Regions from separate parts of the Mus musculus genome. Here regions 1 and 2 are each linked to region 3. A link is a loop called in an ENCODE intact Hi-C map of the cell type or tissue named here. Cell type or tissue: left cerebral cortex. All regions are shown on one strand. Each heading gives the region's core, and the rest is flanking DNA. Links, peaks and the distances in the headings are about the cores only. Region 1 overlaps Tbc1d22a (TBC1 domain family, member 22a). Region 2 overlaps Tbc1d22a (TBC1 domain family, member 22a). Region 3 overlaps Tbc1d22a (TBC1 domain family, member 22a).

Evidence for each region. Hi-C counts contacts between places; a loop is a spot of excess contacts. Peaks named below come from ENCODE experiments on the same cell type or tissue, not always from the same donor. Only the 100,000 strongest peaks of a DNase experiment are listed, where the experiment ranks them.
Region 1: it touches region 3 in a loop (2.0-fold over the local background); 2 of 42 quality-filtered maps call a loop at or near these places.
Region 2: a loop joins it to region 3, with 3 times the contacts of the local background. A loop is called at or near these places in 3 of 42 quality-filtered maps.

The regions. Positions count from the first base shown.
Region 1 is chr15:86,340,110-86,350,201 of GRCm38, forward strand. The region is part of intron 8 of Tbc1d22a (TBC1 domain family, member 22a); the gene reads left to right. Among named protein-coding and RNA genes, the nearest start is that of Tbc1d22a, 130 kb to the left of the region's middle. In left cerebral cortex, for the core only: no CTCF peak of the experiment used is centred there; DNase peaks (open chromatin) are centred at 2,871, 3,737, 4,915 and 5,856; H3K27ac peaks cover 193 bases.
Region 2 is chr15:86,358,631-86,368,722 of GRCm38, forward strand. It overlaps Tbc1d22a (TBC1 domain family, member 22a), which reads left to right. Exons shown (of 13, transcript NM_145476.2): 10 at 7,975-8,050. Among named protein-coding and RNA genes, the nearest start is that of Tbc1d22a, 150 kb to the left of the region's middle. In left cerebral cortex, for the core only: no CTCF peak of the experiment used is centred there; DNase peaks (open chromatin) are centred at 4,303, 4,779, 5,511 and 6,426; H3K27ac peaks cover 2,279 bases.
Region 3 is chr15:86,272,859-86,282,950 of GRCm38, forward strand. The region is part of intron 4 of Tbc1d22a (TBC1 domain family, member 22a); the gene reads left to right. Among named protein-coding and RNA genes, the nearest start is that of Tbc1d22a, 63 kb to the left of the region's middle. In left cerebral cortex, for the core only: CTCF peaks have their summits at 4,273 and 5,200 (motif pointing right); DNase peaks (open chromatin) are centred at 4,088, 4,303, 4,795, 5,160 and 2 more places; H3K4me3 peaks cover 260 bases; H3K27ac peaks cover 2,843 bases.

The DNA.
Region 1 (10,092 bases), core at 831-8,830, 67 kb after region 3:
TTGCCCTGGCTTCCATACCACTGTCATTGTCTTTACAAATAACTTCTTAGGTTGGTGGGGAAAATACATGTCTCAAAAATTGCTTGAGATATAGGTGTTGGTGTTACAAAGTAGGAGATATGAATACTTACAACTAAAAGCACATTCTAGCTCCTCAACAGCAGGTGCATATATAGAGAAAAGAGGTTTGATTCCCTGACAGACAGGGAATATGGTGTAAGCTGTTGAAACATTTGGCTGTGCTTCAGCAACAAACAGCTGCAGTTGTTGTGTAGTTGCTCAAAGGTGTTCCTCGTGTGTTTACAATGGTTGGTGCTGGTGCAGTGGTAGTCTGTCCAGCTGCTTGACTGACAGTCCTTTGCTCAAAGCAGGCAAGGAACCAGGAAGGAGTCTGGTACCCCTTTCCCAGCAGTCTGGTGCAGCCAGTTCATTCTTGGAAGCAGAAGTTTTTTCATTGACATAGTTTGTATTCATTATCCCTTTGAGTGTCAGCCTGGACTGCTTCTCTGGAAGGCACTGATCCTGTTAGCTCATGTATCTGCTTCCTTTGATGCTGTCTGGCTCCTCAGCCCTTTGAGCTGACCTGTTTCACTTGGCCCTTCCAGCATTCCCTCCCTGGGTATCCCTGAAAGCTGCCTCCATTTTCATCAGCAGGATCCTGTTGACTTCTGCCCAAAATATGGTTCTGATTCCTTGGAAGTGGGGGATTGTGTCAAAGACTCAGGCTTGTTTTTGTTTAGGCCCTTGGAGGATGGAGAATCTCACAGAGGGACTGCCCGCTAATGATGAATCAAGGCAAGGCCACACGTCCAAGCTGTCCTTCCAATTTACCGAGTTTCTCTTCCAGCCTCCAACAGAGGAGCCTCTGAGTCTGTTTGAAACCTGGCACCAACATGATGTGTACTGCTGTCAAACCTTAGTGTGAGTCACGGTGTCAGACCCAATTTAGAAATTGCGTTATCCTTTGCATCCTTTTGATGCTCGACTCAAAGGCCCTCAAATTGACATACAGTGGACAAGTCTAGGCCATTTAGCTTGTCAACACCACCTGAACACAGCACAGAACAAGACTCCCAGGCAACTTTTAAGAGAATGAATTTTCTTAAAGATGAGAAACGAAAGCCTTTGGCCAGGCTTCCTGTCATAAAGAACCTTTCATACAACCCTGCTAGAAAATACAGGCATAAGCTGGACACACTTATCTGAGATGCTGGGGCTAGAGGCCTAGATGTCAGTACTTAGGGTTAACAGTGTTTCCACAGATGTTTCAGGTAGAACACTCCATATGTGAAACCCAATTGCTCTGGAGTTAAATAATTTGATTGCTGCATGGTACTCTGAAGTCAATGGGCCAGGAGCCCTTAGATTTGGAGGTTGGGGTCAAGGGTGTTCAGGTCTTTGCCCTTGGTTTTTAGATAACTTGCATTCATTCTGATAGTTAACCTTTTTATCTCATGTAGCTTTAGTGTTGATCCTAATTTCTTAACTGCTTTTGAATAAACATCGATATTCATTATACTAATTTATGACAATCTAGGTTTTGAAACTCCACTGAAAATGTCATGGAACGTGACAAATGAATGTCAAGAATGTTTCCAAGTTCCTTTTAAAATTGTGCCGTACATTCACTGTGCATTCTGGCTGTGGGTTGACACTGAGGCTCCTTCTCACACTCACCCACTAAAACCCCTGCAGCTTAAATGATGAGGTATGTCTGTCTGTCTGCCTTTATACTCAGGCTTCTGTATCTCTCATATCGCATTGATTGACCCATCCTTAGAGTTGATACACACCTACAACAAGCACAGAGACCTTAGGAGCCAGGCTCCTGTCTCAGTAATGTACCCTAATTTCTGTGTGGCTTGAGGCTTTCTAGGCCCACACCCCAAATTCTGCATTTTGTGCATTTAACACAAATGAGGGAGAAGAAAGCTTCTCTATGTAATTTGGTTGATAGAGACCACATTTTTCATAGCTCTTCTCTTAGTGGCCTTGTGCTTACCCCAGAAAATTGAGGCACCAGGTTTTGACAGTAGGCCTTCCAAGGCCAAGTGCTAAGGATTCAGTCTGAGTCTTTAGAGTAGGGAGGCAGGATAAATGACATTAATTCTTCCCTATCTCCATCTCCTCCCCCACCCTCTTTTTAAAAAATAATGCCTCTCCATATAGCCTAAGCCAGACTAGATTCACTCTGTAGGCCAGGATGCTCTCAAGGTCTTGATCTGCCTACCTCAGCCTCAAGTACTAGGATTTCAGGTGTGCACCTCCATGCATGGCCACCAGTGTCCTTCTAACTAACAGGTGATTTGTGGAGGTTGCATGTTAGGTAGTATTGTGACTGTGGACTGTGATGGGTTGCTCTGCAGAGAAAGTTAATGGAACAGCTTTTCACTTGTGTGCTGATGCAGCGTTCCTGAGCCCTTTTGAGGTGCTGAGCTAGACCAGTGCTTGCTGTGAAAGGAGAGCCAGATGCAGATGTCTATAGGAACTGGCCAGGGAGAGCCTCTGGCAGTGGGAAATACAAACATGTAGATCCCGCCTTACTAATGCTGATATTTCACCTACCAATGTAAAGGGACAAAGGGAAAGGGTCAGGTTGAGGAGCAGTCTTCAAGATAGCCAGTGTCAGTCCCTGCTGGCAGCCTGTAACTCTGAGCCTGCCTCTAGCCAGCCTGTGTCAGGGGCCCCAGCATGGCCTGCTCTTCCACCTTCTCCCTGAAGTTGAGGCGGCTGCCTTGATTGCTTTAGGTAATCCTTCTGGCATCCGTGTGCCACATTCCTTATGGTAGGAGGATGTGAGGCAGAGAGATGGTTCAGTAGTTTAAAGCATTTGTTGTTACTGTAGAGAACTTGGGTTTGGTTGCCAATACCCACATGGCAGCTTGTAACTGTGTGTAGCTCCAGTGCAGGGGATCTAATACCCTCTCTGGCCTCTGAGGGCACCAAGCACTCTTTCAGAGCATATAGGCACACAGGCACTCTACACACAGAAAATAAAATAAACCATAAGTCATGTGATTTGACGTCTGCCCCCACAAGAAGGGATGTGGCTGAGCCACTGGGATCAGCTTCCCGGAAGACTGTGCAGCAGCTTCTGCAGTGCCCATATTTTCAGTGACAGGGTGTGGCTGACTTCCTCTTGCAGGTAGCACTTTGAGTGACTCAGATTTCTTCTACGCTGATTTTGAAAAAAAGTGCCCAGTTGTTTTACTCCGCGGAGAACTTGAACCTGCCCTGCAGAACTCTTGTGTGTTAGTATTTGTGATGGGCAGTGTTAATTGTCAATTCACAGACTCTAGAATCACCTGGGAGTGCCATGAGAGCCAGCTTTATCTGGATTATGTTAGTTGAGGAAGACCTGCCCATTGAGGCTGACCCTGTTCTCTGGACAGGGAAGACTGCTGAAAGGGAGCTGAGAACCAGCATGCATTCCCTGCTGTCTTCTGACTGTGGATGCCCTGTGGCCGGCTGCCTCAGGCTTCTGCTGCCTTGATTTCCTAACCATGGCGGATGGACCTTTGACTCTTCCTGCCACACTGTGCTCTGAGAGTCTCCCAGGGGTCTCGGTGCATTTTGTTAACCCCTCCCCACAAAGTCTTCCTGATCCTCTTAGGGCTGAGTACTATGTTTGGAGCTGGCCCTGTAGGTTCTAAAAGTCTGCTTCTTATTCCTTGGATTGGGCAGGCACCATTTTTAACTGAAATGAACCTCCCAGTGTGGGTGAGTCGTATGTGTTGGGGATCAGTTAGTTTTACTTCATGGCTTTAGCTGGCTTCTTTCCTACAAAGCTGTTTGAGGGTGTTTTCTTTATTCTCAGGTGGCCTACTGCCATGTGTTTCTTACTGAGAAATAACTCTTTGTAGATTATTGTTATGAGCCGTTGGCCTGTCATAAATTTGTTGGACTTTCCCTCTTACAAGCACTTAAGAGTTTTTACAGGATACAGTAGCCCTGCTTTTCTGCTGCCTTCCTGACCTGCCCCCCAGGGCACGTGCTTAAGCCACACAGCTTTCCCAGAGCCTGCACTGCATTCATGTTTGTGACAAGAGTGGGCCCTAAACAACCCACGGAGGTGAATTTTGTCCCAGTGAAAGACCCCCTGGTGTGGGGTGAATGAAACCATCTTTGTGGGGCTGACTGACCAAGGATTCAGGGTGAGCAGGCTGGGTTGCTGGTCTTATTTTGGTCCTTTATTCTCTCTGCTGCTTTTATGCACAATTTGAATCAGGGCTGCTTTGTTGGTTGATATGAAGACCCTCGGTTACTTTTGACTAATTAGATAGAGATGAATCACTTTAGTAGATTGATTTATGATGTTTGTATCCTTAGCAAGTTCATTTCCATAGGTCCCCACTGCTGAGAAGTGGGTGTCTGTCTGTGTAGTCTCCTAATTGGAATACAGAGTCAGAAAGAAGGTCTTAGCTGAAAGTCCAAGATGCCTTTCCTCATTAAGGAATAAGAAAGGGACCCAAATCTGTTAATACCACACTCAGGCAGACATCCTTGAGGTGCTGGAGGGCTGAGCCTGTCTCAGGTGCTCATCTTGTGGCTTAATGACCCATAAGGACCCTGGATTCCCTGCTGTCCCGTGTCAGGGAGAGCAGGGTTGGGGTTGAGACAGTTAGGATCCCCCAGGGACATATGAGCACCCTGCTTTCCTGAGAAACTGCGCCTATAATTTTCAAAGGCAAACTCAGCTTTTTTTTTTTTTTTCACAGCTGTAGTTTTTTTGAGGCTTTCAAAATAGCCAACTTGTTCTCCACCTTCTGAGAGAACCGAGTCTTCTTGAGGGGGTGGCAAGGGCGAGTTAAGGGGGCATACTTGCTTCCTTCGATTTGAGTGACTTCCCTTTTACTGTAGTGTTGCTTGCACTGTCATTGGCATACTCAAATGAGAGTTCCGATGCACAGCCGTCAGCTCAGTAATAGCCTGAATGTTTTCTGTAGCTGAGAAACTGGGCTGGCGCCTACTTCTCATTCCTCAAGGAGTAGTTTTTCTCATTATGGTTGTAATTAGTCATTCCTCCTAGACCACAGACTCTTTGAAGGAAGTCTGTTTACTCCCTCGTCCTGCATTAATGAACATCTGCTCTGTGCTAGCACCGTTGTAGGCCTGAGAGACACAGGCTTTGGGGTACCCTTCCGGGTTCAGGGTCAGTACCAGGAAGCATAGATGGGAGATTGAGCTTGTGGCATGTGCTGTGTGGGGCCTCTGCAAGCTACATTCTGTCCTTTGCGGTGGGGACTGTGACTGTGGGATTGACTTGTCCCCTGTGCAATTGCTGACTATAGTGGACCATACTCATTTGTGCTGCTGTAGGCATTACCCAATAGCCCTTGTCTACCTCAGAGTCTCTGCATCTTTCTCTGTCCTGTCCTATGGCAACCTTCAGTTGGGTTGGCTCTCAACTTTCAGTCTCTGTGATGATAGGGATTTATATGGGTCAGCCCAGAGCTGTGTCCAGGCTCTATGAGTCTCACCCGTCTCAACGTCACCTTCCTTCATACCACTGTGAACTTAGTATGGGCAGCCATCTACACTGGACAGACACCCCTCCACTTCCATCTCTGTCTCATTTGCTTCCCCACCCCCCCCCCCCTTTTTTTTTAATTGGCAAATATCCCTACAAATGAGCAGCCAAAAACCACTGAGTCCAGAGGGCAGTGAAGGAGCAGTTTCCTTTTTCAGACATTAAAAAGATGCTCTTGTCTCACCCTCTCCCTTCCCACCCCAGTTTCTTGTTAGTGCTTCAAGCTTGAGATAGAACCAGTTACTGCTTCAGCGAGTAATTTTTCTATGAACAAGAATGCCTACTCACAGTGGTGTTGTGAAGCCAAGAGCCCAGGCGCGGTAAGATTGCTATGTTGTGAAAGAACAGAAAGTGACATCGCAGGCCCAGGGAGTGCCTTTCTTTCTGTGCTTGTCTCCCCACCAGCATCCTGCAGCACAGCATCCTGCAGCACAGGCCCACCTTCTTCCGGAGTCTTGCTTTCCTGACTGCGGGTTCTGTGAGGTTGGTCAGGGCTATGGAGGGCGGGGGATAGGGAGCTAACTGTTGCTGTGAGAAGCAGCCGCCGGTGCTCTTCAGCTGGGACTGTCTCCCAGGCCACTGAACAGCTCCTGGGTCGTAAATATGCTCAGGCTAACCCATCTCACCCTTATCTTGTGGTTCTTGTCTGTTCACACCCCTCCCTCCAATCGTAGGTTTGTGCTGTGGCCCCACAGGTGGTGGCTGAAGTTTTCAGCAGTGGAGTAGAGAGGGAACGGTGACTGTGGTGTCTTCTATAACCTTGAATTGAACGTTATTTATATTAGAATTAAACATTCCCACTGCAAAACCAATTTGATCACAGTGTTAGTTGTTTTTGCTGAACCAGAGTTTTGTGAATTTATAGTCTGGCGTTGTGGTGCTACCCTCACCAAAGCAGGACCCTTTCTCCACAACAGAGCCCAAATCTGCGTAATTAAGTGGTACAATCTCTATCACCAAAGTGTCAGGGTTTCAAATTTAAAACTCCCAAGTTGGGAAATGTGAAGATTAGATCCATAGAGCAATTCCAGCTTGCTTATAAAGAACAGAATATTTTTGATTACCAGTTAAGCTCCTAATTATGTGAAGAGGTTTATTGCAGGGTTTGTGCAGCATAGGTGATTAGTGTCGTCATGACAACAGCCTCTCCCTCCTTCCTACCACCAGGAGCTTGCTCTCTGCCAGGTGCTGGCTCTTTACTCTACAGCCTGGCATACTAGACATCTGTACCAGTGTCGAAGGATCCTTTGGTAGGAGGGGAGACATATAAACTGGAGTCATTTTCCTCCTTTCCAGGCGCCACCCTCTGTTATGTGAATTGATATGAAAGAGATCCCAGCTCCACTCACTGCCTCATATTAGAAGGTAAAATTCAAGTGCTCAGGTACCTTGGCCATTTCAAATCCTGATGCCATCCCTGGAGGCCTCCCCAGCCGGGAGTCCTTAAGTTGGGGTGATGTCATGACATCAGTTCAGTCCTTTGCTTGAGTGACAGCCCATGCGCTGAATGCTTTACTGACAGTTTCTACTCACTAAGTCCTACTTCCTAAATCCATACAGTTAGCTCTTATAGGAGCTCCTCCACTCTGTCCCCCAGCCAGAGGCTGCAGTGTATCAGAGAGGCAGGGGAAATGTGGAGGGAGTGCCCAGGACTCACACCAGGCCCTGAAGCTTCCTAGACCTTGTCCTGAGGCTGCCACTGTGCTCTCTCATTGGCGCTTTTTCCCTAGGTGGTTGAGTGTATGCAAACAGAACAAAGACTCAGTGGTTAGAAGGTGGCAGATGTTGATCCTGCCAATTACTTGCCAAATGCATGAAATTCAAGAAGAATGAAGACCAAAGTGTGGACACTTTACCCTTTCTTAGAAATGGGAACAAAACGCCCATGGAAGGAGTTACAGAGACAAAATTTGGAGCTGTGACGAAAGGATGGACCGTCTAGTGATTGCCATATGCAGGGATCCATCCCATAATCAGCTTCCAAATGCTGACACCATTGCATACACTAGCAAGCATTTGCTGAAAGGACCCTGATATAGCTGTCTCTTGTGAGACTATGCTGGGGCCTAGCAAACACAGAAGTGGATGATCACAGTCAGCTATTGGATGGGTCACACGGCCCCCAATGGAGGAGCTAGAGAAATTACCCAAGGAGCTAAAGGGAACTGCAACCCTATAGGTGGAACAACAATATGAACTAACCAGTACCCCGGAGCTCTTGTCTCTAGCTGCATATGTATCAAAAGATGGCCTAGTCAGCCATCACTGCAAAGAGAGGCCCATTGGACTTGCAAACTTTATATGCCCCAGTACAGGGGAACGCCAGGGCCAAAAAGGGGGAGTGGGAGGGTAGGGGATTGGGGGGGTGGGTATGGGGGACCTTTGGGAATAGCATTGAAAATGTAAACGAGGAAAATACCTAATTAAAAAAAAAAAGAAAAATAAAACAGGCAAAAAAAAAAAAAGAAGAAGGTGGCAGATGTCCTAGGGCAGGCAGCCCTCCTCACTGTCACTGCACTGGTCTCCATTTTGAGCCTGTTTCACCTCCTGCTCCTCTTTGTTTCTGGGTGTGGGAAGATGGGCAGACATTTTCATTCTTTGCTATCCTAACATAGCCTTTTTACATTGCAAAACAATTAAATACCTGTGCCTGCCTCCTGTCTAAGTCATTTAGATTGTTTCTTCTATCTGCCCACCCACCACTTAGCACCTACTTTCTGTCCCCTGCAGCTTTCTGTCTACACTCACATCAGTGCAGACTTTTGGGATGACTAGGACTTCCCCCAGTGCTGTCCCCTCCTTATAGCACTGGCCTTGTCCATTGAACACAGTAGCAATCTTCACTTGGTTCTGACCACAGGGCCTGTACATGTCCCAGTCATGCTGTCCTTAGCAGCCCTGGGGAAAGATGAGCTGTTGAGATGGCTCCAGCAGCATTGTCTTTCCTGCTATGCATGAGACTCTTTCTTCCTTTCTACCCCAGACCCTTCTACAGAGAAGGCCCTAGGTCTCTATCCTTGCCTATCCACAGTGTATGTGGCTGCTGTAAGGACTAGGATATTTATTCCATTCTAACAGTGAGGCCAAGCATGATCCTCTTGGCGTTTAGAAGACGAATTGGCAGAGGGCTTCTTGGAGTTAAATGCCATTACTTCGTTACACTGAAGAGTAACAAATGACCTGCTGTGAGAAATGACACCCAGAATAGGCTGCTGACATTTCCTTGGATAAAATAATAGGCTGGCTAAACAGACTAAGAAATATTGAGACTTCTGCTTGCCCCACACAGTGCCTGTGTTATGCAGGCCCAGGCTGTGCTAGCTCAGCTGCTTCTGTGAACCAGAGGTCTGAGAGGGCCTTTCTTGGTGTTTACCTTTGATTCTGCTTGAGGAAATGTCTCTGTGCTTGGAAGGCCCTTGAAAAAGGGTATGCCAATGGAAAACATCTCAGAAGCTGTCCTCTGAATGCGGTTGTTGATTCGATGCCCTGAGACTGGAAAATAAAGTCAGACTTGCTCTTAGACTCACAGGATGGGAATCAATTCTGCTAAAGAGTTTTCCCCAGGGAGCAGGAGGAGACAGTTCACACCCACATATGCATTCTTGATCTTCCCATTTCAGTCAGTGGAAAGCGGGCACTGGGCTGGACTGGATGTGAAGCAGGCTGAGGTGTTCTCTCTATTGCATCTGTCACCTGAGAGAGGTGATAACTTCTGCCGCTGCAACCTAAGGGAGCAAGCAGGGAGAGAGCACCTTTCTCACAGAGTCACTGAACAGTGTATTCACTAAAGGGTGTGCTCAGATCAAATGCCGCCTTTCTGAGATCAGACATTTTCCGGGAGTGGGCCTCTGAGGACTATCAGGAGAGGATTCTTGCATCCCTGCAGGCAGTAGGGGACAGAGCTGCAGGAGTGTATGGCTGTCACAAGACAATTCAGGAGGGTCAGATGAGGTACCACAGCCATGCCTATAAGTCTGACCTGTATCCAAGGGGAGGGGGGAAAGTTGATGAGCAATTGTGTCTCTTAGGGTTGTGAATACTTTGGGTCCAGTGTGACATGAGTGACAGTATCCTTCACACAGGGGCTGGCTATCTGACACCTGGCTGTTCTGGTCCCTGAACATATGTTTTCCTTTAATGAATTAGCCTCCTGGGGTGGTGGTGGTGCAGGGGTCGTTGTCTATCCTGTCTAGCTCTCTGCACGGGGCTATGTCTGTAGTGATAGGTCCCATAAAATGTATCAGCCCAGCACCTGCTATGTCCTTCCCCCGTAATCTAGGCAATCCGCTGTTTGCCAGCTTACAGAGAACAAGCCCTGCTCAGTCTCTAGCACACACGCACCCTGAAGGCCACAAGGCCTGGGCTCCTCCCTGGGAGGCATCCAGAATAGGCACGGATACAGACAGGAGTTGGTGGATGCTGCCAGGAACTGGGAAGAGGGTGGGAAGGGGGTGACTCTCATAGGATACAGGGATTCTTACCCAGGTAAGGAAAATGCCTTGGAGTTTATGGTGGTGATTTCACAAGCTCTTTCCACAGACTTGCACATGTGTTTGCAGTAT
Region 2 (10,092 bases), core at 1,202-9,201, 86 kb after region 3:
AATTAGTCATTTACATTTCCTTTTCCTTGGGGAAGAATTATTCAATCTGAGAACTGGTTGGTGGCCCTGGCGGAATAGGAATGGGAGGGGAAGTAACTCCATTATCCTGGAACTTGCTGGTGAGAAGGCCACCAGAGAAGGCTGGTGCCTGGAGTGGGCATTGTCCTGGCATGGGAGGTGACCTTCTAGTAGAGCTTCAGTGACCCTCGGGAATGAGTTTAGACAGCTGGGACTTCAAACTTCCTGTGTCCTGGGGGCTCACTGTTACTTACTCAGTTCAAAGGAGGGAGAGTAAGGGAGGACCGCTGTGCTCGGACAGGAGGCTCTGGCCTGGCCTTGTGGACAGTGAGGAGGAGAACAGCCTGTAGGACAACCTACTGCCTCCGGAGCGAGTGGATGGACCACGTGCCAGCTCACAGACGGAAACATGGACCTCAGTGGGGTCCCTGCTGAGCCTGGCTCTGTGTCCTGAAGAAATGTGATTTGAGAGTCTTGGTCAATAAAATGGAGGTGTATTAAATGGACAAAATCATTCCGTAACTGCGCTACTGAGATTCACTATGAGTGAATAGTAAGCAAGTTACAAATGAAATAAAAACTAATAATTTAAAACAGTCTTGAAAAAAAACATAAAAATCCACGTTTTTGCCTGAACGCGAGGGTATTCCTTTAAGTCACCTGACTCGCCATTGCCTGAATACGTCAGTCAGCTGATCTCCTGCTGAGAGCAGCCAGGGTGCTCTGAAATTTCTGTGAATGCTTAGCGCATCCCTTCTGACATATTCACTTTTCTTGAGTCCTTCTAGTCTCAGTGTGGAAGGAGGGCCACGTTTTTCAGAAGGCCAAACTTCTCTTCACAAAACTGAACGGGGCTCACAGAATTGGGTGTACCATACCAGGGTCCTCACCAGCTATGCTTGTTAATTCTGCCTGTCTAACCTACAATGCTATTTCTGTCACATCGTACTTCCTCTGTGCCCTTCACTTATGCTTCATAGTAATCCTTTGTCAAGACATATATCTGGAGATGCTCTCTCCCCATTATGGCATATCAGCTTCTTTTTCAGACAGTGCCTTCTTTTTTTGTTTTAAAGATTTATTTATTTTATGTATATGAGTACACACTGTAGTTGTACAGATGGTTGTGAGCCTTCATGTGATTGTTGGGAATTGAATTTAGGACCTCTGCTTGCTCTGGCCAACCCCACTTGCTCCGGCCCAAAGATTTATTTATTATTATAAGTTCACCATAGCTGTCTTCAAACACACCAGAAGAGGGCATCAGATCTCATTATGGATGGCTGTGATCCACCATGTGGTTGCTGGGATTTGAACTCAGTACCTTTGGAAAAGAAGTCAGTGCTCTTACCCACTGAGCCATGTCACCAGCTCAGATAGTGCCTTCTAATGACCAGAAAAGTCTTAGTTTTGATAGAATCATTTTGGGCTGTGTATTATCTTCTGTGTCATGACTAAAAAATCCTTCACCAACTCACAGGATACCTTATGTCTCTCTTCTAGAGGCCACAGATGTGGTAGTTTCTTTTTCCATTGCTGTGATGAAATGCCCCAATAAAAGCAGCATGAAGGAAGAAGGGCTCGTTCTGGTTCGCAGTCAGATCATGGTGGGGACATCCTGGCTGCAGGAGCAGGAGCTGGCAGGTCACATCTCATTCACAGTTAGAAAGCAGAGAGTGACGAATGCATCCACACTCAGCTCACTCTGTCTATTTTCTATAGACAAGATCTCCTGCCCAGGGTTCAGGTCTGCCCAAGTTAAGTTCATCTGCTTATTCAGGCCTGGTCACCAGTGAGTGCCCAGGCCTTATTCACCCCAGAGTTTGGCTGTCAGGAATTCTCGACTCCATGCTTCTAGTGTGGGGAGCTGCTTCACAGAGAGCAGCACTAGCTGGGAGGAGGGGTAGCTAGAGCAGCAGGCGCACCAGGCTCTGTGGTGTCTGCTCATTTCTGCCTGCAGCTCTTCCAGACTCACTCCAGGGACCTTGAAAGTGGACCAGCCAAGCGGCTGATTGATTTCTGGAAATTCTCTCTCTCTCTCTCTCTCTCTCTCTCTCTCTCTTTCTCTCTCTCTCTCTCTCTCTCTCTCTCTCTCTCCATATATATATATATATATATGCACATATATATGCATATCTATCTATCTATCTATCTACATAATTTTCCCCTTCTCCCTTAACCCCTTCACATGTTACCCCATAAGTCCTTTGCAAATTTATGGCCTTTTATTCTTTGTTTATTATTGGTGTATGTGTGTGTGTGTGCGTGTGTGCATGTGTGCTTGAGTGTGAGTCCATTCAGTGTTGCTTCTGTGCATATGCTTTTAGGGCTGACCACTTGGGATTGGTTAGCCAGTCAGGGTGCTGATCTTTGGGGAAGGCTAATTTGCCCCCTCTAAGCAGTTTTTAATTGCCTGGTGCTGTTTATCTAGGGGTGGGGCCACATAGGATTTCCCTCATCCACACTGGCAAGTCACCCGATGTTGTCACTGTTTGGGCCTTGTTTAGGGAGCCATAATGTTAGGATGTCACAGGGGTAGCTTCACTGTCATGTAGAAGACACAATGCTGTGTAAGTCTTTCCTGGGGCTCTGGCTCTTGCAATCTTTCAACACCCTCTCCAGCAGTGTTCCCTGAGCCTCTGGTGTAGAGTTGTGTAGAAGATGTATCGTTGGGACTGGGCTCGCCACAATCAGTCGTTTTGGACATTTTAGCTGGTTGTAGCTTTTTAAATGGTTTCTGTCTGCTGAGAGAAGCTTCTTTGATGAGGGGTGAGAGCTGCTCTTCTCTGAAGTTCTGGAAGTTCAGGTTCACACTCCAAGTACAGAGAATGTGTGTTCCTCTATGTGGGCGAGGTTAGTGTCATTGCCAGGTCACACTGCTGGATGTCCTGCCCTAGTCTGCTGTCCTCCTGGTGCTGTCTGCCTTCCTTCCCTGGGTTGCTGAGGACATTGAGACTTCCAGCTCTAGTAGGTGTGTCTCGTTCTTCTGTGGCTTTGCCAGACTTCACCATATAACTCCATTCTTAGTGTTAGCTGTGCATTCGAGGGCCACTGTACTGTTTTGGCAGATTGGTATGTCACAGATGCTCTCCTGTTATGATGCCACTTGCTTCTTGTCAAGGTCCCATCATGACTCCCTCTTGTCTGATGGCACCAAACACTTGCATCTCCTTTATTTGGGCCTCTTCTCTCCTCTCCCTCCTGACTGTGTATGTATTATTGAAAGTGCTCATCTTCTTGCCTCCTTTCCTTCCCCTTTCCCTCCCTCCCTCCCTCCCTCCCTCCCTCCCTCCCTCCCTTCCTTCCTTCCTTCCTTCCTTCCAGGCAGGGTCTCACTATATAGCTCTACCTGCCCTGGAACTCTCTGTGTAGACCAAGCTGGCCTTGAACTCAGAGATCTACCTGTTTCTGCCTCCCAAGTATTGGGATTAAAGGTGTGTGCCACCACTGCCTGACATCTAGTAACAAAATCTTATTTTTTGCTTCCTTTTCAAACGTTAGTGGCTGTTTCAGAGCAACTTCAGATAAACCATAACCCTGGAGCGTTCCCATGTCATCCCTCCCTCCCTCCCCCACAGCCACACTTCCCCTGTTCTGAAGAACACCTGCATTAACGTAACACACTTGTGACTGACAGGGCACTGTCAATGAGTCATGACCAACTGAAACTCATAGTTTAATTAACATTGTAAACTATGGGTCTGGCAGATGCCTAACAACATGTGCTGTCCATTAGTCCTCAGTAAGCGTCCGTGTGCCACCTGTTCATCCACCTCGCCTTCTGATGGAACCTGGTCCCCATGGTTTTGTTTTTGCCAGGATGCCACATGGTTGGCAGGGTGGCCTTCCCAGCCTGGCTTTGCTCACCCTGTTACTTCATCTCTGGTCCATGTCTGTCTGTCCTCTATCCAGCAGTAGCTCTGGCCTGACCACTCTGCACTGTCTTACTGGATCCTGCCCACAGTGTTATAACTCTGAGATGCTGCTTGCCCCGTGGCTACAAATGAGCCCAGGGCATGTTCCTACAGTGGCTTACACAAGGAGGCTGCTGTCCTGCTGTGTCTGTCAGGACCTCTCAGTGTTGGACAATGATCTGTAATCAGCAAAGCTGGGGACAGGAAGGTTGGGAATGCACTTGGGGTAGGTGCTGTGGTAGGCTCCAGTAGATGCAGTTGCTCACCCTGCACCCTTGTGAGGGATATGCTGCCCGTCTTTCATAGGTGAGAAGCAGGAGGAAGTTGAGCTAGCAGATGGGAAACACAGAGTTAGGCAAGGCGCCATGTGTTTTCAGCGGCTGGTCTGTGCTGACTGCACTCTGAGAGGCTTGCCACAAGCCTGTCCTTGTCTTCGTCCTTCCCACCTCTTCTCAGAGGCTGTAATGGAGACATTCAGGGTATCGCTTTAACCAGTGCTTCTAAGCTTGGAGGGACAGCTAATGTGATGGATGACATAATCACGATTCACAATGAGTTCAGCTGCCTGGAATACCAGCCCAGAACCAATCAAGTGAGCACGCTAATAGGAATAAATGTAAAATCCTGCATTCAAGTTCAAAAACCCAGTCAGACCAGGTCAGTGGGAAGCATTTGGGACAGTTTGGGTTGACTGTGTCCTCGGTGGGAAGCTCTGTCATCATTTTGTCTCCATTATGGCTCTTGTCTCGTAGCTGATAGCCCTCACCCTCTGTAGTCCCGCTCTGTTATTTCTACACGGCACAATCAGGATCCTTCCACAATTTGAATCTTGTAGCTGCAACAGTGGACAGCTGCCCTTTCCCCCTGCTGACATCATTGGGCAGCTATGGTTCTTTCTCACCTCCTGCTTGTAACTCCTTCAGAATGGCCTCCTCCCAGCTCTTGTCTTGCCCCACACTCCCCCTTTCCTGAATATGCCATGCTCCCTAGGGACCCTGGGACCTCTCTGCTTTACTGCAGCCCAGGTCTCACATCCTCACTGTGCTGCTCCCAGCCAGGCCCTGTCCTGTATCCCAGGACCAGCATTCACCATGCTCTTCCCTTCTGTGCTGTGCTGTGTCTATATAATACATGTTTTGTCCCCAGATTAGCACAGCAGGTAACTGCTAAGTGTGGCATTTCCCGTGTCGTGTCGTGTCAGGTCAAGTCAGAGAGAGAGAGAGAGAGAGAGAGCGAGAGAGAGAGAGAGCGAGAGCGAGAGAGAGAGAATGAATATGAATATATGAGAATTAATTCAACAGAGTGGCCCTAAAGGTGCGCCCTGGCCTGGTCTGTCTGTCTTTGTTGGCGTAGGCTGGCAGCCCAGTGCTGGGCCAGTGAGAACGCTGCTGGTTTTGCTGCTGGTTTTGTCTTCTGCCTTTGCCAGAGTGCCAAGGCCTTGAAGGTTCTTTCAAAGCAGGACCCCCACTTCCCCTTTTCCTCTTATAGAATGGTATCATTCTTGCCTCAGTGTTTGGATTCTAAAAAGCCAGCTTCCCTTTCTGAGCTCTGAACAAACTGAGAAGTAAAACAAAACAGTGGCAGATGGAAGCAAAGGAGAGCTGTCGTTCTTGCTGCACAGTGAGTGGGCTTGAAATGGTTTCTAGTGTGGAAGCCAAATAACTGGCTAAATCCACACTGTCTCTAGCCAGTGTTGGTAGGCTGGGGCTGGGCAAGAAGAGCCCATAGGGCCTCTGTCCTCCCATAGAGCACTGATTAGTCTCGTGGGTGGGGGTGAAGCTCTCACCATGTAAAGTGTGGGGAGGTTAGAAGATGTGTCACCCTGATTTCTTCAGCTGTAATTGGGGTAGCCATCACAGCCCCAGTTAGCTGTGTAAGGAGGCTTGTCAACCTCAGGGAGGTGTATCAGACTAGAATATAGTAAGTGGTCAGTAGGGCCTTCCTGACCCAGAGGCTGCAAACCACCCTTAGCTAGTCTCTCTCATCTCTATCTAGTTCAGACTGTTCATAAATTCCTCCACCCAAATATGCACCCACAGACTGGAGCAGTAACCTCCTGCTAACCTCCTCGGAGAAATTAAGTCTCCCAAGTTATACTTGGCAAGCTCAGATCCAAAGACGATTGATGACTCTCTGAAGAGCTGTAGGCTAGAACCAAATTTTCTATGGCTTTTAAGGTTAGGTATGTTAGAACCCAGTTAGTCCTGATTCTGGCTTCTGCTTCATCGCAGCTAGCAGGATGCTTGGCCCTCTGGGATTCGTACAGTTCCTCGGGACCTCAAGTTTTGACTATGAGACTGAGCCCAATAGTTGCTCCTCCGGAGAGCTGACTTTCACGAGAGTGCATGAGCCTGTCAGAGATCTGGCCTTCCAAATCTGGGTAGGAGGCCATCCTAAGGCCCAGGGCAGTTCCCACCATGTTCCCAGATCCTGTCTTTGTTGCTGTCTTATGTCTCTGGAAGGCCTGGCCTGGCCTAGCCCTCACGAGGTTGGTAGACACAGTTCTTCTTGTTCTAACCCTTGCATATGAGTGAACTGGAAGTCTAGAGGCTCTCACTGCAGTTTTGTCTGGGAGAGATGTCCCAGCATGCCTTACTCTTCCTGTTGTAGATAGACACCTCTATAGCTTGTAGGCTTTGTTAGTACTGAGCCACAGTGGCATTAAGAACTTCTGCCAGCCAGCGTCTGTCCTTAATTCTTTCTGTCTTCCTGGAAGGCTCCCCATTCAGGATCAGGTGCTGAGGCTCCATGCTATTGGCAGGCTCTGAAGGGGACGGAGGGCTGATGCTTCTCACTCTGCTATGTTGCCTGCTGACTGCAGACACTTGCTGCCCTTGGGTGCAGGCCACCTGGGTGCCCCACCATCTGTGAAGCTGCAGAACGTGCTCCCCGTGGGCTGAGAGGGAGTAGGCATTCTTCCCTGCTCTCTCGCCCGTGCTCCATGCTACTTCTGAGTGCTCTGAGGTTTGCGGGCTGCCATTTGCCATGCTATGTCATGTCTGAAAGCCTTCCCCTCTGCTGGCTTCTGTAATGTCTGAGGCTCAGAACCGTCCAACAATGCGGGGTGCTGAGTCTCATCTAATAGATGATGGGACCCGTGCCCAGAGAGAGCACACACTGTAGATGTCACATGTAGCTAAATATTAGCTATGCTTCTATTCCAAGTCCCTTTCACAAAGGCTCCCTCCCCAAATCTGCCCCCAACCCCTGCCTCCAGTCCATATGAGCCTCACCCGCATCACTGAGAAGAGTCGCATGCCACTTCTCATACAGTGGCTGCATTCTTAGCACTTGAGTGCTGCGCTGTCAGCACATTTGCCGTTTCTCATTGGCTCCCTGGTGGGCCGGGTGCTGGCTGTCCAGGTGCCCATTGAGGTGGTCATTCCAGCCAGTGGTTCTGCTCAATGAGCCAGACGCATGGGTGCTGGTTTGTTCAATTTAAATGTAAATATCCAACATTAACAAATAGAAATGTTCCATGAAGCGTTCCTGGGAGCTGTGTGCATCCTCTGACATCAGATGGGAGTGAGACCTGGTGGTGCTGTGCTCTGTTGGTGTTATGCAGAGTGTGGCCCTGGACCTGTTTCTCGTGAGGCAACCTAGCAGTGTGTAGTTGGTTTGTTTATAAAATGGTTTTGCATTATAAACTCTTTTCACCGCTTTTTCCTCTTTGGAGGATCTGGGTTACCGGAGCGGGTGGTGCTCATGTGTGGTATGTCTTTATGTATGTTCACCCATGTGTGAGTATGTGTACAGTGGTATTTGTGTGGGCCTGGAGTTGACATTGCTTGCCTTCCTCAGTCACACTCCACTTTACTTGGAGATACAGTCTCTTGGTTGAACCCAGAGCTCACTAGCTGTGGCTAGTCCAGCCAGCCAGCCTGATCTGGGGATGCCCTGTCTCCTTCTCCCAAGTGCTGGGATTACAGGTGGCTTCCACAGCGACTTGGCTTTTATGTGGGTTCTGGGTACCTGAATTTAAGGTCTCAAAGTTGCTTTATCCTGTGTGCATTTAATATATGCTGTAATTTTTCCCCCTTAGGACAACTACACCTTTGCCCAACCTGGGATTCAGATGAAAGTGAAGATGCTGGAAGAGCTTGTGAGCCGGATTGATGGTAAGTCAGTGTCCAGCACAGCCTTCCCTGGGGCAGGGAGAGTTCTAGCGGGAGGTTAGGGAGGCAGCCTTGCTCCCCAGCCCTGCCAGACGCCACCATCCTGTTCTCATCTGGCCAGTGGTACCTGGGTCTGCTAGCTCTCAGCCAAGTGCGTCCTTAGCAGGAGAAGCTGCTGTTCTGCCCATCCAGCCTGTGCTCCAGTCAGGACTCAGTGGGGAAGGAGATGCAGTGCTCTTGGCAGCCAGCCTCCCTCCTGGGTCAGCTGCAGCTTCTCATCTGGGCAGCAGGGTGGTTGCTGATGGCTGTCCTTTGCCTTGCCTCCCCTGCCTGGGTGTATCATTTGCTATCAAGGAGGATAGAATAATTTCTCCATGGAATCCAATTAATTACCAAGTCCAGAAAGAACATCTTCAATATTATAGAAAAATTATAGTGTGTGCTCCGGCAATTTTAGATTATGCTTTCATGTTTAAGTGAGGCCTTTGAAATACTTTTTACCTTCGTCCTTAAAATAATTCCCCCTGCGATGTGCTGAATGTCATATTGCAATAGCAGAGTTTAATTAAATGAAACTTGAGAGATAATGCTTGCCCATTCCAAGCGGAGCCTCCTGATAGTTTGTTAAATTAATGAGCAGAGTATTAACAAAGTGACGCCAAGCAGAACCAGGCCTGTGTATATATGTGACAGCAGCCTGTCAGCTGTGAGCTGTAGAAGACACCCTGTTTCCCAGAGTCCCGGCCGAGTCGGCTGAGTCACTTGACCAAGGGTACAGAGAACTCTATTGAGGTGGAGTCCTGGCTGTGTGCCCTCTGTGTGTGCAGGCCCCTTCCCAGCCTTCCCCTGGCTGCTCCCATGGTGGAAGAAAATTGTCATAGCCCTCTTCATAGGAGAGACTTGGTTTGGGAAGTGACTGAGTGACATTATAAACCAGAGCCAAAAACTTCGAAACTGTGCTACGTTCGTTCCTTGATTGAGCCTGGGAGTCGTCTCTGTGTCTGATGGTTATTACCTCATTTCCATATTATGAAGTCTCACGCACTTCTAGGGCTGCTTTATTGGATTCAGTGTGTTTAGCTGCTTTTCAACCTCCCTCCGAAGTACTGCTCTTTCTCTCGTCAGTGCACCCTGTGCATTTATTCTGCACTCAGGTTGCGTTCTTGCTTGGCTCTGGTTGAAGTTTTTTCCTACCAGCGATTTCACAAGTGTCCCCGGCCTCATTTAGTTCTTTGAAATACTATTTGCAGGAGCTACGAGTTACACAGTTCTAGCAGGTTCTTCTTTTCCTCCTGTGCCCCTCAGAAGGCCTATTTTATATTTTCCATGAGCCTTAAGTTGTGGCCAGGGCTGGCTTGCTCCAGCGCTGCAGTTGGGGAAATGCTTGAATTGATTTTTTTTCTCGTGCTGCGGTTCAGAAGGAGGCACACTGCAGATTTACACTGTGATTGTTCCAAAGAGCAGCAGTGACTACTGCAGAGCTGCCCATGTCTGTGCTCTGGGTAAAGCATCTTTATCTCCATGCAAGGATCAGCTCTTCACAGCACAGGATGGATGCCAGTGTCCCAGGGCAGGCTGTGCAACCTGCTTGCTTGTGTTCTCATAATAGAAGCTCTGAAAATCTGTGTAGCTGCACCATTGTGAGGATACTGGACTGTGCAAGCAGGAAATGCCTGGTCCTTGGGGCTCCAGCCCTGGCTGGCAGCCTCCTCCTTATCCTGCACCCACAGTATTTGGAGAAGCTGCAGGGCTGCAGCTCCCGTAGCTCCACTGGACTCACTGTAAGCCTTTCATCAGTGGCAGGATACACTGTGTAGAAAAAACCCTAACCTGTTGCCTGATTTCTGCAGTTCTAGGGAGTAGAAGGACCGTGCTTGTTTCAGAGAGCATTAACTAGAGAGGGAAAGTGGTTGTGGCCCTGCTGACAGAGCTGTTCCAGGTGGATGGTGTGAAAAAGGACAATTGGGGGTTGCATAGAGTCAGAAGAGAGGCAGAGTCTAGAAATGAGAAGCCCCTGAAGGGCAGTGACTGTTGAAGGTGGGTTC
Region 3 (10,092 bases), core at 696-8,695:
AACAGGGGCGAACAAAGTGAGCCGTTTAACAACAGACAGAAACAAACTCGAGAGCTGTAGCTAAGCAATATGACTGAACTAGGAAGTGCGTCAGGAGCTTCAGCACTAGGCTCTTCCAAGCAGAAGGAAGCTCAAACAGGCTGTGTGCAGTTACCCAGCAGGAGAGTAGGAATGGTAAGAGTGAAGTCCGCACTGGGGCTCCCTGGGCCTGACAGTGAACCGATAGGAGAAAAGCCACAGAGGCCCAGCGCGCTGTAAAGAGATGTTCACTGGAATCTCCCTGGCTGAGGGGAGACACCAAAACTCAAGTCCGCTGAGCCTCACATCATTGATATCCAGAGAGAATTTTGAAAGCAGAAGCAAAAAAGCAACTTGTCCTCTACAAGAGAGCTTTATAAGACTTACCAGAAGGTTCTCAACAAAAATTGTGACCTGAGTCCGAAAATATATGAAAAATTTCAAAATATATGAAAAACAAACCGGCTAGCCCAGGATACCCCATGCTGGCCAACCCGTCTTTCAGAGATGGAGGTGAGACTGGGATTTTCCCAGAGAATGGAAAGCGGAGGACGCTCATCATGTGGCCTGCTTTTAGGACAGAAGCTCCAGGGAGTTCACCTTGAGTCAGCAGAGTGAGCAAAGAGGAAGGCTATCACAGAGTCATGGGAGTTCTCTTGTGGTGTAGAGTGACTGCGGAGCCTAAAGGAGCTGGAAGGAACTATGGGACCCAGCCCCTTCCTCTCTGACTTTGGACAGAGTGATATACTGTGGGGCACACTGTGACATACCAAGGCTTCCACTGTGAGATGTTTTCTATGCTGTATGTGTGTGTGTGGTTTATTTTGGGAGGTTGGTTGTAAGGGCGAAAGGAGATGAATGGGACTGGCCTGTATGATGTGAAACTCACAAAGAATCAGTAAAAAGTTAAGAAGAAGAGACGCATACACAGCAAGGGCCGTGCAGGACAAGACCACTGTTCGCCCCGAGCCTGATGATGAGACAGTGAAAGCCTTTCCTCTAAAGTCAAGAACAGTACAAGGATTCACCACTACTGTTAGCACAGCAGTGGGAACACTAGCCAGGACAGAGAGAGGGTAAAGGAGAAAAGCAGCAGCCCCAGCCAAACCCAGGGCCTCTAACCAGAAAGGAAGCAGCCAAATTGAGTGCTACACGTCTATCCCCATCTGCCCATCTCTAGCTAGCCCTCCGTCAATTTGGGGATGCATTTCAAAGCGAGATGTGTATGTTAATTTACCCCAACTGCAGTGTACATGCTGTTGGCTAGATACAGAGTTTCTGGAGAAAGTAAACATTACACATGAAACGCTCAATCTCCAGCACAATACTCACTTGATGAGTTTACCTCGCAAACGTATTGAGCCTAGCCAGTGTCCCTTCTGCAAGTGCTAGAGAGCTCTTTTGCAGCATACAGACTAGGCAAACAGAATCCAGTGAGTAGCCTTGGTAGACTGGCATGGAAAGGAGGGGTGAGTGTCCTGACAGGCATGGTTGTGGGGAAGTGCACAGAGGCTGTGCAGCATGAAGGAAGCCTGTGTGCTAACAGGAAAGCAGAGGAAAGAATAGCGGGACTTGGGTCCTGATTCTACTAGACCGTGGCATGGCTTTAGTTCCTAGGCTACTCTCTGCAAACCAAGGCACTTGGCTGGGATGTACTCTGTCCCACACACTCAGGGGAATTGTTATGTCCAAACACTTCTCTCAGCCCAGTCCTTCACCTTTGAGCCAGTTCTTAAGCTTTCTAGGTTTTAGCTTCTTTGTGTAGGACATCGTCTACTGTGGTGTGGTGGCCACGGGGTCCAGCACATTCTGTTATTTCTCACTAGAATGAGCTAAGAACACCAGCTTCTCTGTGCCTTACCATCCTCTCCTGTCAGATGGGAATAATGGTAACACAGCTGGTTGGATAAGTTAGGGTAGGTAGTGTGTTAGATAGCGGTGATAACCTTGGTGAGCTGTGCTGGGAACAGCTGCTATATGAGATGGTGGTGCTACCTGCTGGCTGGTTGAATTGGGAACAGGCAGTGTGTTAGGTAGGAGCAATGTCCTTGGTTGGTCATGCTCTGAGCAGTCAGTATATGACATGCTGGTGAGATACCTGACTGGTTGGGTTACTAGCAGCCCCTGACTCCAGAAAGTCCTCAGGGTAGCACTTACACGCTGCTGTGCTCAGTGTATGCAGTGGTTTAGTATCATTGTATGAAATCTTAGTAGTGAGAATGGAGCCAGGCATGGCGGTGCCCACTTTTACACCTAACACATGGAAGGTGGTTAGAGGCTTGCCTGGTCTACAGCGTGAGTAGGCACAATGTGGCTGCCTCATTGTGTTTTCTAGGCAGCTTAGCCTGGGTGTTGAGTGATGGAGACACCGTTGGCCTTCTTCCCCTCTTTCTGAAGCATGGGGCTGTGAGTTGTGGGCCATGTGCATGTTAGGCGAATGTTCTGCCCCTGTGCTGTGTCCCCCGCCGTGTGTTTCACAGTGTCACTGTGAAGATGCTTATGAGCTCGCCCGCCCTCTGCAGTTACTAAGCCTGCGTTTGTTATCGCCACACAGGAGTCCAGTGTAGACCAGGATGCCTTCGGTGAAACAAGCTGCCTTAGGGATCCCTTTGTTCTGTGTTTAGCTCCTAGGGACTTTTGGGATGCTCTCTGAGGAGGGTTGTTGGATCCATTATCTGTTTTGAGGGCATCAGGCAAACAGAGCTGTGTTACCTCCTGCTTCTCTGGGATGACAAAGGTCAAGTTTCTCTTCTATTAATGAAAGTGAGCTGCATCTGTGGAGCTAATTCACCTGCGAACAGACACTGACAGGCAGCCGCGAACAACACCCTACCTTCTCACATGATCTGTAAGGGCAGCTGCTTTCAATTCATCCCATAACAGATGCCAGTTCCCTACTGTGGTGGGGCAAGGGTGTTAAGAAATCTCAGGCTGGATGCAGGTGGCGTTCAGCAAGACATGATTCCACAGTCTCTCTTTGACCTGTCACTCGCAGAAGAGGACAGTCTTGGGCTGGGTGGGCTGGCCTCACTGTGGTGCAGATTTGAGGGCAGGGTGTGGTGGGTGTGGGGACTGGACTCTTACTCAATCCTTCTGGTCCTCTGGGCAGAGTCCACTGAGAATCATTTCTGCACCTCCCTGCTGTTCTTACCGTACTTAACTGCCTGCAGGCCATGAGTCGTCGTCGTCCATGTGCTGCTGCCTTTCCCTGTCTCTCTGGTTTGGAGAGGTTTGCATGAACAGCTCTAGTGAGGTGACTGCTGAGAGTCTGCGTGGCCCCTTCATCTTGGTGTATCCACCCTCAGGGCTTCATAAACACCTCCTCTGTACCATGTAACAGCCATGGGCTCAGGCTTCAGATGGGCACATTTCAAAGGTGGTTGGGTATGAGAACTGGGAGAGTGATGAGTGGAATAGACAGACCAGCAGTACAGCTCAGATGGGATGCACAGGCCAAGGCTGCTAGGTAATTCCTGAACAGGGTTGGCCTGAGTCGGATCTTCCATCTGGGCCCCTATAGGATCTGTAGCTGGACCCATGCGTGCGTATGACAGTCTCAGCATCCCTTTGGGCACTACAGCAGTTGATGGGTGGAACCGCATGTTGAACTGTGGGCTGGGAAGCACTGTGAGCTTGTGGCTCTTAACTGACCCTGGAGTGGACAGCAGCGGAGCATGTTGGGTTAGACATGGTCATAGCCTTATCCAGGGGTCACCAGTGGCCAGGTCTTAAGTTCTTGTTGCTTCTGCTCTAGAACTCTGGAGAAGACAGCTCTGCTGGGCCGGCAGCCCAGGGGCCCTGGTGTCTAGGACTCTGTAGTCTTCGGTTTCTGTGCTGTCTGCAGGCAGTAGTTACCTGTGTCAGGAGAGGGACACTGCTGAGAGTAGGACCGCCCTTAATTTTCTGATTAGTGAAGAAAAGACCCAAACAGTGGGATACTGAGGGTTTTAATCAATTGTTTCCGGATAAATACCCAACTTTCTCTCATCTCAGCTGATTGGATCCCATCTTTGTGTTGCCGACTGACGGATGTCTGCGCTCAGGCGCAGGCTTGTGTCTGCCTGAGTCTCAGTCGTGTACATGTATTCTGAATAAGCCTTTTGTTCCATTGAGAAGATTAAGGGCAGTATTTGGTTGGGAAAATTTTAATGAAGCACCTAACAGGGCTATTATTCATTTTTGAAACAAGTTGCTCTGGTTACCATAGTGACATTAAACCTTTTATTAAATGTTTTCCTTTCAGCCTTGAGTAAGTTTTTGGGAAATGCTGGTGGGGGAGCTGCAGATCCATAGACTTGGCATCTGGAAGGGATTTTCTGGCTCTGCCGAGTTAAATCATTCAGGGAATTTATGTTATAGGAACATAAAGCTTATAAATCTAGTTTATCATATCTATCATTTAATTGTTCATGCAAGCCAGCTCTTCATGTAGCGATTTACAGTAATCTCAGTGAAATAACAGTTTTGTGTCACAAATGAATAATGCATGCAAAGAAATTGTTGAGCTCCTTAAAATCATTATGCTCAAAATATTAGGCTCTTATTTGAAAGTGATAGAGTGATGATCGCGTGGAGGCTGCAGGCTGGGGACCTCGGAGTGGGTCGCTGTCCTCAAGCTGGGGCTCCGGCTCCCAGGAAGGAAGTGGCGCAAGGCGGCTTCGGAATGACCTAGTGTCTTGCCGCAGTTCCTGCTTGCAGCAGCCAGCCGGGAACTGGCAGTGCCGGGCCTGTGGGTGGGCTGGGGGTGTTGGCTCAGGGGGAACATTCTGTGTTTAAAGCACGAGAGGCTGCTTAGACATTCATCTGGCTGGGACAAGAAGCGCGTCATGTTGCCATTAGTGCTGTTGCCAGGCCAACCCTGCAGAGTTTGCCACTGAGGGTCTGCGGCTGGGCACCTTGCTCTTTCCTTTTCCCTTATGTGTTTGCCAGCAGCACACATATGCCACAGGTAAGCAACGCTGTCAGATGCCAAGGTGAACGGCAGTCACTGCTCTGATGTTCAGTGGGGAGGACGCCTTGAATGTGGCTCCTTGTTAGCAGGGCCATCCATCCCACGTGTGCATATCATTGGGCTGGTGACAGCCTCCTTATCAGGACATTAGATCTTTGAATGGGCACACTAAGAAATGTGGATGATCCTGGGGTGCCTGGGTGTGAGAGGGAGGCAGCTCCTCACCAGAAGGGGGAGGCTCTGCTGCTCAGGAAGCAGGAGTTTTCCAGAACGAGAGCGTCATCAGTCATTGTCAGAAGGCCTGTGCCTCCTTTACCTTCTCTCTCGACTTAAAAAAAAAAAAAAGACCTGCGTTATGAAAAATTTCAACCACACACAAAGGTCAAGAGAACATGCAATGAAGCCAGGACGCCAGTCCCCGACATTCAGCGACTGTCAGTTGTGGCCACGGTCGGCTCATCTGTCCCTCTTTTCCTTTGCTGGAGTATTTCAAAGAAAATCCCAGACATCATGTCATCTTGCTTCCCTGTACTTCAGTATGCATTAAAAAAACCTCTACGTCTCCTTCTATTTTCAGAACATGGTGCTGCCAGGAGCCCCTCAGACAGGCCTTTCTGAGCAGAGACTGTGGGGACACAGCAGGTCAGGCCTGTGCCTTCCTCACAGTCAGGGACTCGTGTGGTCTTGGGCTGACTGGAACTTGGGCTGAGGTCTCAGGTTGACAGAAACCATTCGGAAGGAATCTAATCGTGGCTTGAGTGGCCTCGTGGCCTAGGGACATGCCATGTGTTCTGAAGACTTAGTTTGAAGAAGAGATGTTGCTTAGGAGCCCAGGAGTCAGGGTGACTTGTGCTGGGGTGTCCTGTTCCATGGTTCCTCCGTCCCACAGTCCTGCTCCAGGATCCCATGCTCATGACTCATCATGGGTCTCGGGTGTGGACTGGCTAGGTCTGTCTTGTGTCTTCTTTTCCTTCTTGTGGCCGTGGCGTCTCCTCCTCCTCCTCCTCCTCCCCCTCCTCCTCCTTGTCCTCCCTCCCTCCCTCCCTCCCTCCCTCCCAACCTCCCTCCCTCCCTCCCTCCCTCCATCCTTTTGCTCTCAGGTTGTCCTTGCCAGATTTGCTGGTGATACCTGTGGTTCAGTGTCTCCTGAGTCAGGACTTTGGAGTTTCTTATGATAAGGTGCACATATTCAACTTGGTTTTGAGCCTACCAGGCACTGTGATTCACTGGAGACAAGTGCGCCCCCTCATTCCCGAGAGAGAAAATAGCATTTCAGGCATTTCAAGTTTCAATTCCAAGTTGACATTTATAAACAAAACATCTAAAAAGCATGTTAAGGTCCAGTTCTGAGGGACCTTGGGAAACAGTTTACAGACTGAGAGCAAGTGAGAGAGCCAGAATGAGAGTGAGAGCGAGAACACGTGTGCTCACAAGTGTGGGTGTCTGTATAAGAAATACCAAATGAGAACTTCCCCGGCCACCTCCTCACTGGCGGGCCTTCTTCCTGGGTGGCAGTCTTGTTTCAGAGTGGGGTGAGAGCTTGTTTGTTATTTGAGGGATGGCTTTGTCACGGAGGGCTTTGCTCATTAGGAGTGGCTTGATACATTTCCTCGGTATTCAGGGCCTCTGATATTTTCACTCCTTCAGACAGCGTGGAGGAGAGACTTGACAGGAGCTCTTGAGTATCCTCATGGAGTTAGGGTCTGCCTAGGCCCCTGCCGTGTAAATCTCAAGTTGGCAGCTTTCCATCAGGGACCCTGAGAACCACAGGGCTGCTGCTGTGGAGAGACCGTGCTTGTGTAGCTAGCTGGGGTTCATTCTAGGCCCATAAATTGGCCTGTGATTAACTGCAGTGGTTTTAAAAGCAGGCTGCATGTGAATTTTAAGTAATGCCTCATTGAGACAGCTACTTGAGAACAGGCCATGGGGTCCTCAGAGCTGCGGGGTGACCTGGGGCCAGGGTAACTAACCACTGCTTTGCAGACTCTCTGCCAGCACTGCAGACAGCAAAGCCAAGTTGGGTTCTTTGCTAGATATTTATCACTTCTTTCTCCATGACAGGGCCTTTCGGTTGCTGTAGCTAGCGCTGTAAGATGATGTTTATGCTGGTTCTCTATATTACTTTTTATTGTGGACTATTTCTGTTGTAAACAGTCATAAATATGCTTACAGTTTTGACTGCAGTATGACATGTTGCTGTAAGTGTTCACATACACTTTGGGTTACAGGGATGAGCAGTTTTGAGTTCTTATAGCATTTCTCCTGGTGTGTGTTAGTCTCTGGTAACAGTGTCTGGTCCCTTCCTTTCTGAACCGTTGGTCATGTCAGGGTCTGTGGCCTCTGATCCCATTCCCCTCTGGGGCACTTCCAGCACACCCTTGGCCTTCACCAGCCTGGTGTTGACTAGTGCACAGTCCCTGAGATCTTTATTAGGGAACAGCTAGGCCAGCTCACGTGTCCATCAGGCCTTTCTCCCAGCCTGGAATGGCTGTTGAGAGAGGCTGGGCAGTGGGCAGTAGCAGAGAAAACAGACGAGCATTGGTCATGTGATCCAGCTTACATACTCCTCCAGGACCACTGTATTCTTGGACATAGAGCAGCTGTGATTATCTGTTTCGAATTTCTGTGTTATGTAAATTGTGTGGCAATAAAAGAGTTTAAATTATGTGCCTTTTGGCACTTGTCATTGGCCATGTCCTATCCCTCAGGGAGGTTTTGGTTTCTTGCATGTGAGGGATGGTATTAGATGGTAAGCCCTAGGTGGGAAGATTAAAGATAGTTTCAGTGTGTTGCTACCTGATGCTACCTTACTGGTTCAAACCTGGGCTGGCTATCTCTATGGCCTCTTATGTGTCCCTGTGCTTGTCCTGGAGTCCCTTCTGTTACCCCAGCAGAGACCCCATCACAATGTGAAGATGGTTGGCTTGGGCTGAGTACAGAGCCAGCATGGGTTCTCCTCCTTTGGAGGGCGAAACCTAACCTGTCCTCTCTGCCCATGAGGCAAAATGCGAGTCTGTTGAGCTTTCCCCTGTGGCCCTCGATGTTGAATTAGAACAGTGACCAGAAGTCCACAGTTCACCACAGAGGGGATGAGATATGCTCTGAGGAGGAATCAGAAATGTAGATTCAGATGGCTGAGTTTGTGGCTATTGATTGGGTAGCGAAGGGGCCAGGCAGAAGGAGGGCATTGCTTAGCATAGAGCAGCTGCTGATTTCTGGCCTTTGTGGAGCGCATACTTTTCCTGCCTGGATGTCAAATTATAGAAATGGGTACTCGAAAGAGAACAGTGTTAGCAAACCAACAGGGACTTCCCAGAGGCCTTCATTTTGCATATTCAGTGTTGGAAGTACGCGCTTGGATGGGCTTCTTTCTAAAGGATGCCTTGTCTCACCATGTGGGGCTCCAGGGATGCTGAAGTGCCCTCCCCACAAGCCAAGGGCAAAGTCAGTATCAGATGTGTTTCCTGTACACTGAGTGCTTGGCTCTTTGCAGAGATGCTGTGGATGCTGTGTGGTCTGGCATCTCTTGCTGCCCAAGGAGAGGAGGGTGGCGGAGAGATAAGGGTGCCTTGCCTGAGGCCAGCTCTACCTCATGAGGCTGGCTAGATTGGAGCAGGACCTCTATCTTTTTACCCCACCTGAGCTCCTAGGGTTGTAGCTGTCTTCAGTGATACGCTGTGCCACTTTCTGGGAATCTGGCTTTTATTCTCACTTTGCAGAAACAGAAAATTTGAAGGTATTCAAAGACCTTGGGTTTGCCCAGATGTTCTTGAGAGATGAGCTGGAGCCAAGAAGTCAGTTCAGTTTCCTGATTCAGATAAAAAGAAACTGCTCCCAATCGTGGCCATGGATTCCAGCAGACATGAGCGAGTTCTCACTGGCGATGGATGGCTCTCAGGCCAGAACTGGCCAGCTAGCTCCCTGTCTGCTCACTGGGTACTTCTCAGTCTCTCTGCCTCTGAGCTTCTCTCCCCATTCAGCACATCTTGAAAAGCTTTCTCTCTAGACATCTGTGACATGTCTTCCGGGTGTCCCCTCCCCCTGAATGTTCCAGCGATGGTTCCACTCTCTTCTACCCTCACAGCACACTTACTAAGGTGAGAGTCATGATTTTTCTTTCAAAACCTCTCCATTCGGTGTGGACATTTTTCAGCTCTTAGGCTCTGCCCATTGATACCCTTCTGGAGAGGACCTCTGCCTCGCTGCTGACTCGTTCCATCTGAAACAAGGCCAGTGCAGTGTAGAGGGCTTGGCCTTGGGCTGAGAGTCAGCCTCTCCTCATCTGTAAAGTAGGGATGGGAACTGCCTTGCAAGGTGGCATGTCATCACTGGGAAGTGACACGGCAGTGCTCATCATGTTAGACTTCCCACCACAGGGACAGACACTCTTGAGGGACATATTTATTTGTGTTCATGTTGCATTGAGCTCTGAGAACAATATGGCAGTTGAAGCCTGTGGCAGAGGCTGAGGGAAGCAGAGTGGAGTCAGCCGGAGCCAGGCGTGTGTTTACACTCTCCAGTATGCGTGTGATGACTCTTTTAGTAGAGTGATCAACTGACTAGGGCAGTGTCTGTCTAGTCATTTTCTAAAGCTCATCAGCTATCACAGCGGCAATGTGTGAAGCTGCAGGGACATTGCATATCAGTTGTGTTGGCAGGTGGCCGCAGGCCTTCCTTTTCTCTGTCCTCCCTCTTTCTCCTCTTATTCAGGTTAACTGCCTTTGTTTCCTTCCTTCCTTCCTTCCTTCCTTCCTTCCTTCCTTCCTTCCTTCCTTCCTTCCTTCCTTCCTTCTCCTTCCATCCTTTCCCTGAGATTCTTGTAATGTAGTAACCCAGGTTAAGAGTCCTCCTGACTCAGCCTCCCAGCTTCTGGGATTAAAGATATGTGCCACCACACCCAGCACTAGCTGCCATCTTGACCTACTCTTTACATGGTAGGTGTCACTGGTCTTTTAGGGAAAAGTCTGATGGCCTTTGTCAAATCTTCCCATGCCCATTATAGTGACAGCCAACATGCCCCTGTTCTTTCACTTGCTGGCCCTCCTCTGCGCACCTGGGCTTGCCCTTGGTCAGAGTTTCTGTTGACCTGGGGTCATTTTTCTCAGTTCTCCCTCTCCTTTGAT